2 separate regions of the Homo sapiens genome follow, and region 2 is linked to region 1. A link is a loop called in an ENCODE intact Hi-C map of the cell type or tissue named here. Cell type or tissue: OCI-LY7. All regions are shown on one strand.

The links. A loop is a pair of places that touch in the nucleus more often than their neighbours do. Peaks named below come from ENCODE experiments on the same cell type or tissue, not always from the same donor. Only the 100,000 strongest peaks of a DNase experiment are listed, where the experiment ranks them.
Region 2: it touches region 1 in a loop (11-fold over the local background); 23 of 110 quality-filtered maps call a loop at or near these places.

Annotation. Positions count from the first base shown.
Region 1 is chr16:84,083,817-84,086,316 of GRCh38, forward strand. It overlaps MBTPS1 (membrane bound transcription factor peptidase, site 1), which reads right to left. Exons shown (of 23, transcript NM_003791.4): 10 at 1,167-1,318. Among named protein-coding and RNA genes, the nearest start is that of MBTPS1, 32 kb to the right of the region's middle. RefSeq lists a silencer at 1,115-1,164. In OCI-LY7, CTCF peaks have their summits at 1,159 (motif pointing right) and 1,366; DNase peaks (open chromatin) are centred at 1,155 and 2,165; H3K4me3 peaks cover 1,005 bases; H3K27ac peaks cover 1,320 bases.
Region 2 is chr16:84,139,955-84,142,454 of GRCh38, forward strand. The region is part of intron 1 of HSDL1 (hydroxysteroid dehydrogenase like 1); the gene reads right to left. Among named protein-coding and RNA genes, the nearest start is that of HSDL1, 4.0 kb to the right of the region's middle. In OCI-LY7, CTCF peaks have their summits at 1,443 and 1,642; a DNase peak (open chromatin) is centred at 1,497.

The sequences.
Region 1 (2,500 bases):
TTATTTTTGGGGAAAATACAGTAACAAGATAAATGCCAGCCCCAAAGACATCCTTTTACAACTGAGAGTAAAGAAACACGGGCCACCGATGAAAGTGAGAACATGTGAACATCAACTCTGGTCTACTCGCTTGGAGAACTTTATTGATTGATTGGCTGATTGAGACAGAGTGTTGCTCTGTCACCCAGGCTGGAGTGCAGTGGCACGATCTCAGTTCACTGCAGCCTCCTCCTCCCGGGTTCAAGCAATTTTCCTGCCTCAATCTCCTGAGTAGCTGGGATTACAGCCGCCCACCACCACACCTGGCTAACTTGTAATTTTTAGTAGAGACAGGGTTTCACCATGTTGATCAGGCTGGTCTTGAACTCCTGACCTCAGGTGACCTGCTGCCTCAGCCTCCCAAAATGCTGGGATTACAGGTGTGAGCCACCGCACCCGGCCTCCTTGAGAACTTTCTTCCAGTTTCATTATCTGCAAGATTAAGGGCCAGTCACTAAGCTCCATTCCAACTGCATGAGATTCAGTGAGACAAAGCAGAGTGGTGACTGTCAGTCCCTGGTGGCTCTGACATCCTTTGCTATAGAGAACATTAAAAGGTGAGTCCCCTTCACAAAAACAACAAATGGGTAACACTGTGAGAAGATGGATGTGTTCATTCGTTTCACTAGAGTAACCTCCTTTTTACTATCTATATGTATTCCATAACATCATGTTGTATATCTTACATATACGCAGTAGGATTTGTTTTTTGTTTTTCTTTTTTAAAGTGAATCCCCAAGGAAATGGAGGATATATGGCAGGGAAATATCTTACTATTTGTTCCCTGCCTGATATTTATGCTTGCTTGGATATAAAAATCACAGTTCTAGCACATAAATGGGATATTAGAAAACAGAACACAAACATAAAGAAACAGGTTATTTTGCCTATCAGCACTTTGTTTACTTAGGCTTATAAAGTGTGTTCACATTCACTTCATCTAACTATAAAAGAAGTGACTCCTACCTCTTTGCAGAGATGAAGAAGGAGAGACAGAGCAAGGCTGTGAAGGGCCTAAGCTCTCAAACCCAAGACAGGGCAGAAGCAAGACACGACTCCTGCTCTGCTGGCACCGAGTGCTCCTGTCCTGACGTGGGAGCTACTGGTCTCTAGGGGGCAGCACTCACCTCACTAACAAGGTGACAGCACCTGCAACCACTGGAGAAGCAACACTGGTCCCTGAGAGGGCCCGGCACCCCCCTTTCACGCCAGAACCCCGCACGCCAGCACCATAGGTGACAATGTCAGGTTTCATGCGACCGTAGCCTCCTGGTAGCTCCTATGAATAAAAGCAGCTTGGTTGCTACATCTCGCACATTGGCATACAGCCGCATGCAATCATGAGTGAATCAAATCAGAACAGAGATATGGGTTAGTTAAAAACTGTATAACCTTAGGAAGGTACTGGTTTTAGTCTGAAATTCACTCCAGGCCAGGCGCAAGGCTCACACCTGTAATCCCAACACTCTGGGAGGCCGAGGCAGGTGGACTGCTTGAGCCCAGGAGTTCCAGACTAGCCTGGGCTACACAGTAAGACCCCCATCTCCACAAAAAATACAAAAATTAGCCAGATGTAGTGGCACAAGCCTGTAGTCCCGGCTACTCAGGAGGATCACCTGAGCCCGGGAGGTCAAGGCTGCAGGGAGCCGTGATTGTGCCACTGCACTCCAGCCTGGGCAACACAGTGAGATCCTGTCCCCCTCAGCCCCGCACCCGCCCCCCCCCCAAAAAAAAAGAGAAAAAAACAAAGAAATTCACTACAATACAGAAAATAAGCTTAAACGATAATGTAGAAAGTAAATTTTTAAAAATATATTTTATAACAACCAGAACAATGGCAAAGGCATAAAGCAATTAAAAGATAAGTATTTTAATTTTGCTGACATGCCAGACTGGAAAGTGGACACTGGCTTATCACCAAGACCAGAAACTGGAAACTGCTTTATCTCTAGATAAGTTAAAATTAGAAATATGTTAGAAAAATTAGAAAATTAAAATGTAAAAAAACCCAAACATGTTTCTTTACAAGGAAAAAAGTACACGGTATGAGTGGATGTTTCAAACGGTTGTAAAAGAGGAAATAAGAAACCACTGAGAAGGAACAAGATAACCACACGACTAACTTGGGATAACGTTTTAATAAGTACTTGCTTAAGCTTCTTAAGAATTGGGGCAAAACGAAAATTAGAATAGGATCTCATATTCTGTCAGAAAACAGGAGCCCAATTTGAAGGGAAGCCCTTTTCTGACCATCAAACCCAAGGACCATGGATGCACATACTGGGATACCGAGTAAAGGCATCCTCCACTGCAGCTGTGATGATGGAAGGACATTTCTCAAATGCCATTAAAAAGCTGGCTGGTGATGAAGGCCATGGACGTGACATCTCATCACGGTTTGGTGAAAGCGTTTACACGGGGAGCTGGGGACAAAGTGGATGACATCTCACCACAGTTCGGT
Region 2 (2,500 bases), 56 kb after region 1:
AATCCTCTGTTCTTCCTGACGTTTCAAGTCCCATGTCTTCTCCTCCGTTCAATCACTTCCTAACAAGCACCAACAACATGTCAGCCCTGGGGAGAAACTTCCCTTCCTGTCCCTTCCCTTCCCAGGCCGTGGCACTGCCCCCACCTCTGAATTCCTCTCCACCTCTCTTACCCATGTGGCACTTAGCACACACTGCTTTGGATTCTATTTAAACACTCAACTTGCTTATATCTTGGTTTCTTGGTTGTCCAAGGAGAGCACAGGCCTCTGGAGGGCAGGAGATGTATAGAAAACGAATTTTTCTGTAACTAAAAGAAATTTTTGTTTTTAGGCCGAGTCTTGTTCTGTCTTCCAGGCTGGAGTGCAATGGTGCAATTTCTGCTCACTGCAACCTCCGCCTCCTGGGTTCAAGCGTTTCTCCTGCCTCAGCCTCCCGAGTAGCTGGGACTACAGGTGCCCTCCACCATGCCCAGCTAATTTTTGTATTTTTAGTAGAGATGGGGTTTCATCATGGTGGTCAGGCTGGTCTTGAACTCCTGACCTCAAGTGATCCACCCACCTCGGCCTCCCAAAGTGCTGGGATTACAGGCGTGAGCCACTGCACCTGGCAAAAATGTTTAAATATATACAAAAGTATGTAAAACCTATTATGCACAGTTCAAAGAATAATAAAACAGCCACTTAGCCACCAGCCTACTTAACAAAACCAGTGTCGTGGAAGTCCTGTATGCTGTTCCTCTGATTACAGCCCCTCCTCTATCCTGGAGGCAGCCTCTCTCCTAAATTCTGGGGTAGTCACTCCCTGACTCTTTTAACAAAACAGCTGTATACCCCAAGCATGTATTCTGAAACAGTAACAGTATTGCTGGCCGGGCGCGGTGGCTCACGCCTGTAATCCCAGCACTTTGGGAGGCCGAGGCGGGCGGATCACGAGGTCAGGAGATCGAGACCACGGTGAAACCCCGTCTCTACTAAAAATACAAAAAATTAGCCGGGCGCAGTGGTGGGCGCCTGTAGTCCCAGCTACTCGGGAGGCTGAGGCAGGAGAATGGCGTGAACCCGGAAGGCGGAGCTTGCAGTGAGCGGAGATCGCGCCACAGCACTCCCGCCTGGGCGACAGAACGAGACTCCGTCTCAAACAAAAAAAAAAACAGTATTGCTAAGTTTCGCCTGGTTTTGAACCTCACATAAAGGAACCACACCACATGGACCCTTTGGTGACTTGTTTCTTTCACTCAACATCATTCCCGAGACTCATCCATGCCCCTGCAGCTATATAGTCCATCCTCCTCGGCAGCTGCACAGTATCTCACGGTTCAGATGCACTGCAGTTCACAGGTCCCCCTGCTGCTGGTTCAGATACACCACGATTCACAGGTCCCCCTGCTGCTGGTTCAGATACACCACGATTCACAGGTCCCCCTGCTGCTGGTTCAGATACACCACGATTCACAGGTCCCCCTGCTGCTGGTGCTAGGCACGTGCACTGTTTCTGCTGGTTTTGATTTACAGTTAGGAACAGTGCTGCAGGGAGCGCTTGTCCCCATCTCCTGCACACCTGTGCAAGAGTTCGCAAAGGGATTTGCCCATGGTTTAACTGCTGGTCCACATGCATTCCACTGCCAAATGCTTTTGCAAAGCGGCAGAACCCATTCACACTCCCGCCAGCAGCAGGTTCGTGCCACTCCTCAATGTCACTGGCTGGTAGCGTCCAAAGCTTCACCTTCTGCCAACAGGGTGGCTGTGAAATGGTATCTCATTATGGTTTTAATTTACATTTCCCTGGTTACTAGTAAGGCTGCAGTCCTTTTTATATGTATGTGCTTTCTGTGTTTTGTAATCTATGAAATGCCCGTTCCTATCTTTTGTCCTTTCCTTTTTTTTCTCTCAGAATTGTAAGAATTCTTTAAATATTCTAGATACTAGCTCTCTGTATGTTTTGTGTCTCATTATAGTGTCTTTCATGAACTAAATGTGTTGTTATTATTATTGAGACAAGGTCTGGCTCTATTGCCCAGCCTGATGTGCAGTGGCATGATCACAGCTCACTGCAACCTCCGCCTTCCGGGCTCAAGCCATCCTCCCACCTCAGCATCTCAAGTAGCTGGGACACAGGCATGTACCACCAAGCCCAGTTAAATTTTTTTTGTGTGTGTAGAGATGAGGTTTCACCATGTTGCCCAGGCTGGTCTCAAACTCGTAAGCTCAAACCATTCACCTGCCTTGGCCTCCCAAAGTGCTGGGATTACAGGTGGGAGCCACTGCACCTGGCTGAATGTCTTAATTTTGAAAGAGACAAATATATCAATCTTTCTGCTTTAGGGTTTGTTTTATTTCAGAAATCCCTCCTTAGCCTCAGGTCATGAAGAAATTTTTTCGAATTATTTTCTAGAAATTTTACATTTTTGCTTTTTCAGTTTAAGTCTTTAATCCTCCTGGCGTTTTGTGATGGTGTGAGGCTGGGATCTCACACATCTTTTTTTTTTTTTTTTTTTTTTTG